Regions from separate parts of the Homo sapiens genome. Here region 2 is linked to region 1. The links are chromatin loops, found by intact Hi-C in ENCODE. Cell type or tissue: mammary epithelial cell. All regions are shown on one strand. Links, peaks and the distances in the headings refer to the core of each region. The heading gives the core; the rest is flanking DNA. Region 1 overlaps ESR1 (estrogen receptor 1). Region 2 overlaps SYNE1 (spectrin repeat containing nuclear envelope protein 1).

Region 1 (8,082 bases), core at 1,335-6,334:
TCAAGTTCTATCTGTCAGTGTTTTTCTTTTTGCATCAATAAGGCAGCAATGGAATACAATCAGATTTATTTTTTCTTTATTGCTGTCTACAATTCAGAGATATAACCTGAAAAATATGTTGTCTCTTCCCAAGTAGATCTTGTAATTCTCTGAACTGTGATCCAGACCAATGCCGCCTTTACATTGGGTCTGTGGAAGTGGGAGGGTCCACTGAACCTGGTTATGAGAGGTTTCAAATTGAAAAGATTTACAAGTATGTAAATAAAATCAAATAGTCAATTAGTATCTAACATATACATGTCAAAACACATAGCCCCAATCTCATAAAATCAAAGAGATCTACCTAAATAGATTTGTTTGCCTAACAAATAGCAAGACCACTTTGACAGAATCTTTAGCATGACAGTGATTGTCAAAATGGGTAAATGGTTATTATTGCCCAGTTAAGTAATTTCTGATTTGCTTTGCCTTGATTACTCTTAATAAACTAAACTTAACATACCATAGAAGCAATATTTTTTAAAAAGAGGGTATATTCTAGAGCTAGATAGGGTGTTGTGCAACAATGTGAATGTACTTACTACCATTAAACTGCATACATAAAAAGGGTTGAAATGGTAAATTTTATGTTATATACATTTTACCAAAATAAAGAAAAGTTATAATACTTTCCGTAGCATATATAAAAAAGAAACAGACATTTCATAGCAAAAATAGGATAAAAATGATATTAAATTCATAGGGGATTTCTCTTATCTAAAACTTTAGATTTGATTCTTAGATAAGAATATAAACACATTGCAAGAAGATAAATCAATAAGCCAATGAAGTAAGGTGGAATAAATAAATAGAAATAGGTGATACTTGCGGCTCTGACAGCATCTGATAATAATAGTACAAACAGTTTCATTTCATTTAACAGTTATTTGATGAACTCCTGTGTGCTAGGAACTGTTATTTAAAAAAAGTAACTTTTATTTTAGGTTCAGGGGTACATGTGCAAGTTTGTTATATAGGTAAACTCATGGCTCGGGGCTTGGTACACAGATTATTTTGTCACCCAGGTACTAAGCATAGTACCCAACAGTATTTTTTTTTCCGAACCTCTCCTCCTCTCACCCTCCCTCACGTAGGCCCAGTGTCTGTTGCTCCCCTCTTTTTGTCCATGTGTTCTCATTATTTAGCTCCTACTTATAAGTGAGAATATGCATTATCAGGTTTTCTGCTTCTGTGTCAGTTTGCTAAGGATAATGGTCTCCAATTCCATCCATGTTCCTGAAAAGGACATGATCTCTTTCTTTGTTTTTATGGCTGCAGTGTATTCCATGGTGTATATGTACCACATTTTCTTCATCCAGTCTACCATTGGTGGACATTTAGGTTGATTCCATGTCTTTACTATTGTGAATAGTGCTGTAATGAACATACGCGTTCATGTGTCTTTATGGTAGAACGATATATAATCCTTTGAGTATATACCCAGTAGTGGGATTCCTTGGTTGAATGGTAGTTCTGTTTTTAGTTCTTTTAGTTCTGTGTGTGAAAACACACCAGAGAACAAAATTGACCAGATCTCTGCCTTCACAGAACGTTCATTCTACTGTACCAGTTATTTCATGAGGAATATGAATACTGTTATTACTCTCTGCCCATTTCACACATGAAGGAGCAGAAATGGAGCAGAGTTTACTAATTTATCTGTTGCAGATAGTAGCTAATTGTGTGCCAGGTGCTGTTCCAAGCATTTTACCCCTGTTAACTCAGCTGAGTGCTTTTATTTTCCCCATTGTATGCCCAACTTATGGATGACAGCACTGAGGTAGAGAAAGGTTAATAACATAGAATAGTTTAGTATTAGGGAAACAATTTGAATTCTAGGACACTTTTACTGAAACTTAGCATAGGCTAAAGAAGTGATCGTGCATGTTTAAAGAGTTGTATCATTTTATCATTATTTGACTTTCTTTTCCAAAAAAAACAACCCTTCTCCTTTCTCTCTCTTCCATGTGACAAATACATGTCTGTATACATACATATATATGTAAATATAAATATATATAAAAATATATATAAATATAAATAAATATATATATATATATATAAATATATATATATATATAAAATTTTTTTTTTTGAGATGGAGTCTCACTCTGTTGCCCAGGCTGGAGTGCAGTGGCATGATCTCGGCTCACTGTAAGCTCCGCCTCCTGGGTTCATGCCATTCTTCTGCCTCAGCCTCCCGAGTAGCTGGGACTACAGGTGCCCGCCACCACGCCCGGCTAATTTTTTGTATTTTTTAGTAGAGATGGGCTTTCACTGTGTTAGCCAGGATGGTCTCGATCTCCTGACCTCGTGATCCGCCCACCTCGGCCTCCCAAAGTGCTGGGATTACAGGTGTGAACCACCACGTGCGACCCACATGTCTGTATATTACAGCCGTTGAAGGACACAACTTTTGCCATTGGGCGACCCAGTCCCCTAGTAAGTGTTCAAAAATATTCGCTATTATCATTGTTGGTGATTTCGAGGATTTGGATATAATTAATTTGAGCCTAATTTTTTAAGACTATTACATAACTATACAAAAAAATCATGAGAGAGCCTGGAATTTTGCAAAACTAGGATAGAAACCAGTTTCTAAAAAGCATTTTAAACATTCAGCTTGTGTATTTCTTTTCACTTGTATTTTGTGATCTGCCTCCATGCTTTCATGCCTTTCTCTTCAAACAATCTTATTACCACTAACCAAAAACAATTAAAATTTGATTGTTTTGTTTTTACATGTTGTTACAGTTAAGAAAAAAAAATTCTAGGTATTGACCCCTGCCAGTTTTCGGAGTTAATACTAACTAGTGATTTGGGGCTACATTTAAGTGCTTTAAGCTATCCTACAAGCTTAAAGTAGTTATACATGCAAATACTTAAATGAATTAGGTACAAGAATACAGAGGTAAGAAATAGAATCTATTGTAGAATAAATCCTATTTCAGATGTGACTGTTTTAGGATTTGAATCAACCACATATTACAGAAAACCCCAAGATAAAGCCTTGGCATAACCAAGACAAAGTTTATTTTTTTCTCTCACATAAAATTAGTCCAGACTTATTTTACCAGTGGTATGGCAACTCCACAGTCAAAGGGACCCAAGCTCATCTGACCTTCGATTCCCTTATCCTGGGACAGGCTTACATTCTCAAGGTCGACTCCTGGCCTAATGGGGCTACTGGAGCTTCAGCCATCACACTCTGTGCTTCCTGTTATATCTACTGGTCAGAACTTCAGATACATCTGTCTAAAAGGAACGCTGAAAATACAGTCTTTAAGCTGTGCAATTGTACCTGGAATAAATGAGTTCTTTTAATAAAAAGAGTTGAATGGATATTTGGTGGGCAAATAGCAGTCCATGCTACAATAATAAACTTCACAATTTTAGAATTAGATATCTTGTAATGAATATTCTGACGTGGTGTCAACTTATACCATAGATAGATTATAACTTTGAAAAGGAATTAGAACACAATAATAATAAATTCACACTAAGGCTCTTTTGGGGAAAAAAAATCTCTACCATTTATTGAGTGTTTATTATCTTCACAACATCCCTATGAGTTAGGGATTATTTTTGTGGACATTTTACAGATAAAGAAACAGAGGCATTGAGATGATAACTAGCTTGACTAAGGAGTGGCGGAGCTCTGGGCAGTGTGGTTCCTGTGTGCCCATAAGGCCATTGCACAATGCTGCTTCATCATGTAATTCAGAAAGTATTGCAGGATGTGGCAGTTGGTCATCATGAATGTTCATTGTTATCTTGTGGCTTTGTGAAAAATTCTGGTCATTCAAACGATTTGACTGTTGAGATTCTGTGCACATGAGATTGTACTGTGTACATGTTTCTAAAAATGTGTGTTATAGATCAAAATGCACACACTCATTTACCTCTAAGAACAGTTCTTATATTGAAGGGAAATTATCTGTACGTGAGAGAACAACGTGGTTTTGAGTACAAGTGGTGAACAGACATTGAATAGTTGTTTTCAGAAAGCATCACTCCCCTGTACCTCAGAACCCAGCCTCAGTGCTGGTTGCGAGCCAACAGCTTTGATGTCCTGAAGTTTTTGCATCACTTCTCTTTTGCCCCTCTTTGGGATTCAAAGATGATAAGTTTGAAGTGGAGTTCTACCGCTTCCATTGGAAGAGAAAAAGTTTCCGTGTGTGTGTGTGTGTGTGTGCGTGTGTGTGTTTACGGAGAGGAGTTCTATGCATCTGCAGAGGGTGCTGCCATCAACAAGGAGAACAGAGTGGGATGAAGGGTTTGGGAAGCCAGGATGGGCATCTCTGACGAGCTCCAGAACTCTCCACCTAAGTGTGCAAGTGTAAACACTCCCTGATGTGTGAACTGGCCATCTCAAGACTAAGTATTTAGCAGGAAATGCCCCCTATTCAACCCTTGCCTTCTCAGGTGTAGAGGTTGGGTTGTCTCTTCCATCTTTGTTTGAATTATGTCATTAATCAACCTTAGTGAAAGATCACTTAGTCATTTGTGACAGCATAAGTTCTTAATTGTTAGGAATCACTGGTGCGGCACACATCTTTTTCTATCCATGAACAACGTCAAATGCTTATTTTCTCATGAGCTTTTATTTTTTCCTTTTAAAAAAAGTTTCTTAGGATAAACACAGCCTTTTTCCTTGTCTCTCCCTTGCCCTCTCATCTTTTTCTCAATCTTTATATTCCTATATGTCACTGAAGAGTCCCCGTGCCAACGCTGTGCAGTGGGAGGCTCCTACCTCCACCAGCTTTTGAGGAGGTTGTAGTCCTGCAACCTTAGAGGTTCCACAGCCAAGCTGGGGGTCTTTCTGGAGCATGGGTGGTGAATCTGAGATCTATGCACCCAGGAAGCCTGACACATTATTGTGGTGTCTCAATTCTTTTTTTTTTAATTAGAAAAATTGTATCAAATTGCATTTGGTGAGAGCAAAAATAAACTGAAGTTGGTTGAGCTTTGGAAGACTACAAGCCACTGTAATATTTAAGATTTCTTGACCTCCAGAACTAACATTTGTCCTGTCAGAGAAAATAATTACTCCTGTTGAGAATACATGCATTAAAGTAAGATGTTCACTACTCTATATGATCACCAAACATTAAATAATATGTTTTACACATGTATGTACTATGTGTTCAAGTGTTTATAAATCCATGGAGCCAATAGAATGTAAGTTCTATGAGGGCAGAAATTTTAATCCATTTTGTTCCTAGAACAGTTCCTGACACATACTGGTGTTAGGGGTAGGTCTTCAGATTTTATGGATCAAATGGAATCTCCACACTTAAAAAAACTTAGAGAAAAACTGCCTTAATGTGCCCATAGTCTGGTTGGAAATGGCAGCTCCAGGTTCATTGATTGCTTTGTTCATTCGGCACTTTTCACTGGACATGCTATGAGCCCAGCAGTGTTCTGGGTTTTTGGGATACACCAAGCCCTGCCTCCCCGGTGCTTAACATTCTAGTGGGGGAGACAGAAAGAAAGCAAACATGGTGGACAACTTAATTATCTATTTTTGAAAGTTGACAGGAACTGTGGACAAAAGAAAACAAGAGCTGGAGACAGCAGTGCCAGGGCAGGGTGAGGGTCAAGTTAGAGTAAGCCTCATTGAGAGATCTTTTGAGCAACACCTGAAGGAGGAGGTGAGAAAGTTAGCCATGTGGAGGGAGCAGCATTCCAGGCAAGTGGCCCACCAAGTGCAGAGTCCTGACAGCAAGAGCAGTTCTGGAATATTCTAGAAACAGGAAGAAGACCAATGTGACTAGAGCAGAGTGAGGCAGGAGTGAGAGAAAATGTGATCAGGAAAGTAAGGTCCTGTGGCCACTAAGATTTTGGCTTTTATTCTGAAGGAAATGAGGACTCATTGCAGGACTTTGAGAGCATGATCTGACTTGTCACAAGTGTTCTCTTTGTCTACTGGGTTGAGAAGACATCCAAAGGGGGCCAAAGATTGAGGCAGGGAGAGCAGCTAGGACAGGCTCTAGCAATCTAGGTGATAAATGAGGACCGATGGTGGCTCTGACAAGGGTGGTAATGGAGACATGGTGAGGAGTGACCACATTTCAAATATATCTTGAGGTAGAGCTGACAGGATTTTCCCGATGGGCTGGGCGTAGTATGTGAGAGAAAGAATTCAGTTATGGATGATTATTTTGTCCTGAACAATGATAAAAGTTGAGTCAACAACTGATATGGGGAAGTCTACAGGTGGAACAAGTTTTTGAGGAGGAAATCAGTTCAGTGTTGGCTATGTTGAATTTGAGATGTTTTTAGACCATCTGAGTGGAGAAATCTGGAGTTTAGGAGAGAGGCTGGACTTGATATGATGTTATGGGTCCTCAGCATAGAGATGATGAATGAGATTAGCAAAGTAGTGAGTGTAAAAAGGAAAGGGAAGGAGACCAAAGATTGAGCCTTGGGACAGTCAGAAAGAAGAGAGGGAACCCGCAAAGGAGATTGAAATGGAATCCATCTCACTGTGGCATCGTGAAAGACAAATGAAGATGGTATAAGATGAAAAAGTGATCAGCTGTATCAAATGCTGCTATTGGGTCAAGTAGGGTGAGAATTGATAATTTTCCATCTTGTCAAGAGCAGCCGTGATAGAGGGAGGGGGTGGAGATATACTTGGAATGAGTTCATGAAAAAATGGGAGGGAAGGGATTAGAAGCAGCAAGTATAAGCAGCTCTTTCAAAGGAGGGAGATGGGGAATGGCTACTGGGATGCCATCACATAGATAGGAAGGTGGAACCCTGTGCACTGGAGGAGGGAGTGTCCTCACAGAGGAGGACAGGCAGGAAGGTAGAGTGGGCTGCTTTGGGCACATGTGGTTCTGTGGATGTTCTCTTTTGACAGCTTCAGTTCTTCAGGGAATTGGGAGCAAGTTCATCAGCTGAGAGTGAACATGGGGCAGACAGTGTGAGAGGTCAAAGCGGCAAGAGTAGTTGTGCCACAGTCTTTTAGGAGAGAGGGAAAGTAAATGGAATGGGGAAGGAAAGTAAATAGCATGGCTGCTGAGCTGCGTTACAAGCCCACCCGGTGTTGGGTTGTGAGGTGTAGTTGTGGGCTCTTCTTCAGTCGGATTGTCAGCATGGGCGGCTGGCAGAGAGTTGAATCTGACAGGGCAGCAGTTCTGGAAAATGAGTATGATGAGTCAAGAAAGGGACCAGGAAGTGGAAACTGTGTGTGAGGCAGTGATGCTGATGAATGACTGTGGAAAACAATGGAGGTGAGGAGGGAGTGGATGTTGAGTGGCTAGGGGACAGTGAAAAGGGAGTAGGATCCACTAGCTTGCTGCTTGTCTCTTATAATTAGGATCAAGAGCTTCTGCCGTCTTCTAGGCATTCTGCTGCTTCAAGGGAGTCTCTGAGATTGGGTTCTGCATGGATGTATTGAAACATGCACCTAGGTGTGTTTGGAGTCCTGCCAGAGACCTGCTTTCTCTTTATTCTTATCCTGAGGCCCTTTAGGAGGCTCAGATGGAATAATTTTTATGGTTTCTTAAAACCCAAGTGGGTTACCTAAGCCATCATAGTTCTGCCCCCTGTTCCCTGAGAGGACCACGGGAGCACCCTGAAATGGGTTTTCCACTCTGCCATCCCCCACTTGCCTGCTTGGGTGTTGACCTCAGCCATCTACACATATCCCGGATGTAGTGTTGGGCCCCTGGTTGATGTCATTCCTTTTCAAATGGGATCTTTTACTACAGCAATCCAGCAACAAACTAAATAGCGATAGAGTTTTCTTTCCCTTACAAACCACAACCACAACCAAGGGAAAAACCAAACCAAACCAACCAAACAAACAAAACAAAAGTATGTGGCTTCTTACCACAGCCCCCTATCTCGCCCAAGCCTTGTGGCTCTTTGATCTCTGGTGTTCTGAAATTGCGTAATCATGTGCTTGCTCTTTTTCATTCATTGTGCTGGGCACACACTTAATGGACCCTTTCAAGTTGGTTTTCTTTTATGGGGTAAGGGTAGGCAGGACTATTTTTTAAGATTTCTTCCACTTTGTCTTCCAATTGTTCT
Region 2 (8,082 bases), core at 1,402-6,401, 380 kb after region 1:
AGGCAATGGTTTAGATTCATCTACTCCCTGCATACACAGCAAAAAGAAACCTCTAAGATACCATCTCTGCCAGCCCAATATGTGGCCAGAGGATCATTTCTTTGGATAGTGTTTCCTCCAAGGGGTTGGTTCATGGACTTCCATACTTCCCCACTGCTCACTCCCATTGCCATTTACTCCCACTACCCAAAAAACACCTCTTAAATCCCCTGACTGATATATGAAATTTTGTCCTTAAAGCTAGGTTCAATCACAATTAAAATGTTAACAAGAGTATCATCTTGAATGTTTTTATTATGTGTATATCTAAAACAAATACAGCAAAATATTGGCATTGTTTATTATCTCTGAATGGTAGTATCATAAGTGATTGTGATTTAAATTTGCTTATTAAGACATTTCTGTATTTTCTAAGCCTTTTATAATAAACAAAACTTTTCTTATAAAATACATTTTAAAAAATTAAATTTCTAGGATGGTTCACAAATTTTTTTAAAAAAGAGTTCATGCTTCTGAGAAAAAATAAATCTTATTATCCCGATCCCTATTCTCTTTTTTCTCTGTACTTGCAAACAGCACTCCAGTAGACAATATATTATTATTGACTCATAATCACAGAGAAAAAACATCTTTAAGTTTATTTAAAATCTGACCCAACTTCCAATTAAGTTAATACACTTATAATTTTCTTTTTTCCCTTTTTTTTGAGACAGAGTCTCACTCTGTGGCCCAGGCTGGAGTGCAGTGGCATGATCATGGCTCACTGCAACCTCCGCCTCCCAAGTTCAAATGATTCTCGTGCCTCAGCCTCCCAAGTAGCTGAGATTATAGGCATGTGCCACGCAAGGCTAATTTTTGTATTTTTAATAGAGATGTGGTCTCACCATGTTGGCCAGCCTGGTCTCAAACTCCTGGCCTCAAGTGATCTGCCCACCTCAGCTTCCCAAAGTGCTGGGATTACAGGCATGAGCCACCACACCCGGCCACAATTTCCTATATATTTTAAATTATTTAAATTATATATAAATATGTAATACAAACTGCATTTATATTATACTTTAAATTAATTACATATAGCTCAAATATATAACTAATGAATTGATAAGCTTACAGTCCTACAGTTTTAGCATAATATGGTGATGAAAATCTAAAAAAAGAATAATGTTCCATGTTTGCTTAGTCACAGAGTTTTCTGACTAAGCAGTCTACTCTGTAGACTAAATCACACCTGCTTTTCTCAGGAATAATGTAGAGTATGAATGTCTTCTGATGAAAGTGGCCATCTGAAGCTTCAGTAATATATTTGAATGTCTACTTTATAATCTGTTTTCCCTGGCACCAAATGATGTTTGTTCAGATTTGCTATTCCTTAAAGCAGCGGTCCCCAAACTTTTTGGCACCTGGGATGGGTTTTGTGGAAAACAATTTTTCCGTGAATGGGGCTGGAGGGGGATGGTTTCAGGATGAAGCTGTTCCACCTCAAATCATCAGATATTAGTTAGATTATCATAAGGAGCATGCAACCTAGATCCCTTGCATGCGCAGTTCACAGTAGGGTTTGCACTCCTATGAGAATCTGATGTGGCCTCTGATCTGACAGGAGGTGGAGTTCAGGCATTAATGCTTGCTCGCCTCCCACTGTGCGGCCAGGTTCCTAACAGGACATGGACTTGTGCTTGTCCATAACCTGGGGCTTGGGGACCTCTGCCTTAAAGAGTTGTATTAATGTCTAAGGATTGACAGACACTCAGGCATATTGAAGTGAATACACTGAACACATTTCAGGTTTTCTACTCTGTTGGCCTCTTTTATCTCCCTTGGGGGCAAATTAATTCCCACCTTAACTTGTGAAACCATGTTCTGTGCAATGTTCAGCTCCAGCTCAGAGTGCCTCCTCTTCATGTTCTGCAGTTGCTGATCAGCATCTTGCAGGTAAATCCAGAGCTCAGACTTCAGGTGCTTGATCTCTTCCCAGCCCTGAGTTAAGTTCTGGGCCTGGACAAGCTTTTGTTCAATCTTGAGAAAACACAGAGATAAAAGTTAGCAACCATACATGGAAACATTTATGGTTAATGAATCAGAGATGGAACTTTCCAGCTGGCCTGTGCACTCATTTGACACACACATACACACGCAAACTCACACACACAAATACATAAATTTAAAAAGTACTTCTTTATTTGCTTCAGGAAAAGCAGATTTTTTTTAAAAAAATGTAGGGTTCCTAAAGACTTTAAATGTCTACAAGTTATGCTATATGGTTTTAATCAGTGTTGTGAAACTCTAATAATTTTTTTTTTTTTTTGAGACAGAGTTTCGCTCTTGTTGCCCAGGCTGGAGTGCAATGGCACGATCTCGGCTCACAGCAATCTCTGCCTCCCGGGTTCAAGTGATTCTCCTGCCTCAGCCTCCTGAGTAGCTGGGATTACAGGCTTGCGCCGTCACACCCAACTAATTTTGTATTTTTAGTAGAGACAGGGTTTCTCTACGTTGGTCAGGCTGGTCTCGAACTCCCAACCTCAGATAATACGCCCGCCTTGGCCTCCCAAAGTGCTGGGATTACAGGAGTGAGCCACTGCGCCCAGCGAAACTCTAATAAGTTTTATCAATGTATTAGGTCTAAAGCTGCTCTGATGGTTTTTCCCATTGGGCATTTCAGTAGATTCATCTGTATGACTCATGAATTTGGTGTTAAGGTTAACTAGAAAAGACTTCTGTTATTCTCTGTTGCACATTTGTTCATCTGTCTTACAACATGCTGAATTATTAATGTTTTGGATATGTCTTTGATCTGCTTCACTGGTTTTTGAAGCTGTGTAATTTGTTTCAATAAATCATTTCTGTAAAAATAAATGGGTTACATTGGCTGGGAATGGTGGCTCGTGTCTGTAATCCTAGCACTTTGGGAGGCCAAGTCAGGTGGATTGCCTGAGCTCAGGAATTCGAGACCCACCTGGGCAACACAGTGAAACCCTTTCTCTACTAAAATACCAAAAAGTAGCCAGGCATGGTGGTGTGTGCCTGTAGTCCCAGCTACTCGGGAGGTTGAGGCACAAGAATTGCTTGAATGTGGGAGGCGGAGGTTGCAGTGAGCCAAAATTGCGCCACTGTGCTCCGGCCTGGGAAACAGAGTGAGACTCTTTCTCCAAAATAAAATAAAATAAAATAAATGGGTTACATCGTCTTTTGTAAGGATTTAAAAACAGATTTGATAATATTAAAGAGAAAAACCTTATTATTTTGACATTTTTTTCCTGTGAATCATTTTACTGTTCTGTGAATATTTAATAAATTAAATACCAAAACTAAGTCTTATTTTTCTTTTAAACTCAAGTGTGGGCCAGGCGTGGTGGCTCATGCCTGTAATCCCAGCACTTTGGTAGGCCAAGGAGGGAGGATTGCTTGAGCCCAGGAGTTCGAGACCAGCCTGGGAAACACAGCGAAGCCCTGTCTCTACAAAAAGTATAAAAATTAGCTGGGTGTGATGGTGTGTGCCTATAGTCCCAGCTATTGGGAGGCGGAGGTGGGAGGATCACCTGAGCCCAGGAGGTTGAGGCTTCAGTCAGTGATGATAACGCCACTGCACTCCAGACTGGTTGGCAGAGTGTCTCAAAATAAAGAAACAAACAAACAAACAAACGAGCAAACAAACCCAAATGTGTTTCATGGAAGAGTTTAAGGCTGCAGTGGCAGCAGCCGGGAAAATACGCCTCCAGTGCTGCCATCTGTCTGTGTGGGCCGGTACTGCTAGCTCATCATAGCCCAGACAGTTTCAAAATCCTTCTGAACACCACACTTTACCAATGAACTAGAAGGATTGTGACAGATGGCATGCTCTTTGACATCCTTGATATAATAAAGAAAGGGTCAAGAGCCCCTTTCATATTAAGTATTGCCTAAAGAAAAAGGTGGAAAAGGAGAAAAGAACAAAAAAAGGTGTGGCAAGATAGGAAAATTGAGAGAATGGTCATTAAGGAGGAGAAAAAAGAAAGGTTCTAATGGGCAGCGAATGAATGGGACTAAGTGATTCAGTCCCAATCTGATGTCATCAATGTCAGGATGTGCTTAATTTTCTATGAGTTAGCTGAAATTCAAATATCTATTTATTATAATGGCTGTAGAACCATTACATACAGCAAGAACAAGCCAAGAGCTATTTTCTTTCAATCTCACATGAAACATTCAAGCAAGAGAATATAATAAAACAAACAAATTCAATGTGATTTTTCATTTTCTTACCGTTTGCTCTGTTTGTTGAATGTCTTTTGCTGTGGTTTTCACCGAAGCATTTGACAGGTCACACATGGAGCAAAGGAGATCTAGGTAGGTCCTTGCCTGCTCTTGCAAAGCTCTGAAGTGTTTGACCTGGAAAAGGCAGTTATCAGAGTGAAAGAGATGCATCAGCTATTTAGATAGCAAATACTTGTATCATTTGGAATATTCTGTTGACATTTCAAAAATAGTCTTGCTATGCTCAGTGTTTTCACCATTGTGTTCAAGTGACATATATTAGTGACTCACAGGAAAAAATTTAAATCACCAATGGGGATTTATTTGTCCACCATTTGCTTCTCCTTGTAAGTAAAGTATTCTGTATGGTCTGGGAAAGGGGAAAACGCAAGAAACTTCTATAATCTTTCCAGATTATTTGCTCACATGCCAGCTTATTTTCCATTCCAGAGAAAGAATTTGTAGCCTACGCTGTCCTGCCTCTTAACATGCTTTTGCATATCTTAGAGACAGAAGGCAAAGGTCCGTGAGTTGGTAGGTTTCATTGGAGTGAGGTTAAAACACAGATGTCTGGGCTTCTTTACTTTGCAGGAGATTCATCTTGTATTATTCTCTTTCCACAAGCCCAAGAAAGGCTTCTCCAGGTGGATCTTTAATCTATTTATAGAAACAAAGAAATGTGTTTCTTTGCAGATGCGCAGATTCTACTCAGGCTCCATTTTAGATACTGGGCATAGAGCAGCCCATAAAGCAAAACCCTTGCTCCCAGGGAGTTGACATTCTTAGGAAGGAGATAAATAATATATAAATAAACAAACTTGCACTGGGATGTTTAGTAGTTTTAAATATCATGTGGGAAAATCAAGGTGCTAAGCAGATAGCGTATGAGGAAGAAGGACTGCCACTTCAGGGACAGTGTATCTCCCAGGCCCCTCTGAGGAAACGACCTGAATGCATGGCATGGCATAAGGTAAGAACATTCCAGGCAGGTGGATGTGGTGGGTAGAGAGACAGCAAATGCAAAGCCCTGAGGCTGGAGCAGAGTGAATCAGGTGTGAGCAGAGGTCGGAGGGTGGGCGGGGGCAAGTCATGGAGCCCCTTACAAGGAGAGCTGACCATACATCCCAATTTGCTGGGTTTTGTCTCTAGTCTAGAGTTTCTCAACTCAGAACTATTGACAGTTGACTCCAAATAATTCTTTGTTGTGGGGCTGACTTATAGCTTGCTAGAACGTCAGCAGCATCCTTCGCGTCTACCCACTTAATGCCAGCAGTGTCCCCACCACTCCCAGTTGTAACAACCAACAACGTGTTCAGACAGTGCCAAATGTCCCTTGTAGGAGCAAAGTCACCATCTCCTCCACCCCAGTTGTGAACCACTGCGCTAGTCCCATTGGATTATGTAAAGCAGACTCTGTCTTATCAAGAAGGTTCCATTTGAGAAAACAAATTCTATAATCAGCCTGTTCATAAGCCGTGGTAAGAAAGTTGGAATTTAAGTGTGATGGGAAAATATCGGGAGCATCATGATCTGAAACAGGCTTTCAAAGACTCCCTCCGAACATCACGTGGAGAACGGCTTGCCACAGGGGTGGCAGGCAGCTATGGTGTCCAGGTGTTAGGCTACTGCAGGGATCAGATGAACCATGAAGATGGCCTGACAGGGGGTGGTGGCTGAGGTAGTAAGAAGTGGTTCTTGATTACTACATAAATAGGGATAAATAAGGAAGGCAGTATTGACTACAAGTTGCAGGGATAAAGTTGACTTCCAGGATTTTCCCAAATCATAGAGTCAATCATGGTGCCTGATTTTGTGACTCCAATCTGAGTATTTTTCCTCTGCACTGTGTGGATTACCTAGACATGCTGTGTTCCTGTGGATATAATAAACACAGATCAATTTCCCATTAAGTCAGGAGTAGCACCTTTTCAATTGAATGTACAAGCGAACTATGGTATTGTGAGTCATCAGCCACTGTGCACAAGTACCACATCATGCACCTATGACCCAGAGAAAGTTATTTGTCTCAAACAACTTTTGGATATGAGAAGAGAATAAGTTGTCAGAATTTGTATTTTATGAACATATTTAATTGAAAGGAATGATGGTATGATTTATATAGTTGATCTGATTCCGAAAGCACTGGAAGCAGCATATAGAGTGTTAGTGACCACACAGCTGCAAACGATGTTTGCTAAAATCAACTTTACAGAAAAATCTTATAGTACTTTTTCCCATTCCCTAAAGTTCACATTTTATGCCTTCTAAAAACATATAGCACTCTGAACGGAATCGAATCCATGTGCCATTTTCTTGTGGCAGCGGGGAGTGTATTATCTTCACATATGTATTGAGGGTTTATTGGGTTTACTAGACGGGTGGTGTTGGGGATACACACTGCATCTTGGTACCATGCCCATTGTAAGCGGATTCTCCAGTCACATATCCAAGCTCACCAGCCACTAAGGGCCTGGTCAATTTTACATGAACACAGTAAGTCCTCATTTAATGTCGTCAGCAGATTCTTGGAAACCGTGACTTCTTTAAGCAGGAAGTTGTATAATGAAACAACTTTTGTTCTCATCAATGCTATAACAAAGCTGCATATTGAAGGACATGACATTATTTGAGGACCTGCTGTACATGGTTTTGCTTACAGTTTCAGTTTCTAAGACCTACCGATGGAATTAAGTGAGGACTTATTGCACTTGCCAAGGGAAAAACTAAAACAAAAGAAATAACAACAAAAAATAAAAAATAAAAAAAGGGAACAAAATAAAAAACCTTTCCTCCTCAGAGTGACTGTAGTCCAAGTGTCTCCACCACCTCGAACTCCCTTCTCTGGCTACTTCCAAAGACCATTTTGAGAGACATGTGAAAGAGGCAGAAACAAGGAACCATACAGTCACGTAATCTGGAAGAAGGATCAGTATCCTCCTGTGACCACGGCTTACTCTGGTATGTGTAGGAAATCTCTTCCTGCTCTAGCAAAACATCACTGCCATTAATACTTTCTTCTCCCTTTATCTCTTTTATTTCTTTTTTGGTAACAGAGGAGAAAGATTAAGTGTTGGTCTGAATTGTTCTGAATAAAGTGCATTGGAAACAAACAGCCACAAGACAAGGTGGCTTGTGGGTCAAGGAAACTCACAGTCTAATAAAAAAGTAGAATATAGGCAGTCTTTAATTCATTTTTCTTGATTCAAGGAGAACTATGTTTCATTTGTCCTGATTCTATTCTTATAAAGTAAAATATGAACACTTTTGTGAACCATTGAATGACAATGTAAATCATTTTAGCCTTTAGAAAGTATACTTCGGGGGACAAATTAACTAGACACATTCTTTATGTGGACTCAGTGATCAAATACATTATGCTATTCTAATTTGTGCTAAAAAATTAAATTATTAAATACTGTTAATTCGTATCTGGCAGCAATAACCTTTATAACTAAATTCCTCTAAAATATTTTCCCACGGAGTCAACACTGCATACAAAAGCTGCTTAGTACAAAAGTTTAAAAAAAATATTTCCCACATATTCTGATTAAGTCTCAGCAATAACATTTTCAGCATGTGGATGTCAAATTAATATGGAATAGAATTCCCTTCACATGATAAAAACTAACATTTCATTCATCATCCATTCAATAATTATCTATGAAGCACCTTGTTTTTGCCCCAAAACTATGCAAGAAGCTAGTATTACTTTTCTGTTTATAAATCACGTTTATCTGTAGTGTGATATTTGCATTTCATTATAACTTTTAGAAGTAAGTATACTTATAAATGTCACTTTTGATAGTAGGAAACTATCTCGAAGGCTTGGAGAAATTAAGCGACTTACCCATG

Evidence for each region. Peaks named below come from ENCODE experiments on the same cell type or tissue, not always from the same donor. Only the 100,000 strongest peaks of a DNase experiment are listed, where the experiment ranks them.
Region 2: it touches region 1 in a loop (28-fold over the local background); 1 of 110 quality-filtered maps calls a loop at or near these places.

The regions. Positions count from the first base shown.
Region 1 is chr6:151,954,761-151,962,842 of GRCh38, forward strand. The region is part of intron 4 of ESR1 (estrogen receptor 1); the gene reads left to right. Among named protein-coding and RNA genes, the nearest start is that of ESR1, 150 kb to the left of the region's middle. In mammary epithelial cell, for the core only: no CTCF peak of the experiment used is centred there; a DNase peak (open chromatin) is centred at 3,761; H3K27ac peaks cover 849 bases.
Region 2 is chr6:152,335,002-152,343,083 of GRCh38, forward strand. SYNE1 (spectrin repeat containing nuclear envelope protein 1) reads right to left here. Exons shown (of 146, transcript NM_182961.4): 75 at 4,240-4,365; 76 at 1,840-2,016. Among named protein-coding and RNA genes, the nearest start is that of SYNE1-AS1, 41 kb to the right of the region's middle. RefSeq lists a silencer at 3,626-3,755. In mammary epithelial cell, for the core only: a CTCF peak has its summit at 3,731; no DNase peak of the experiment used is centred there.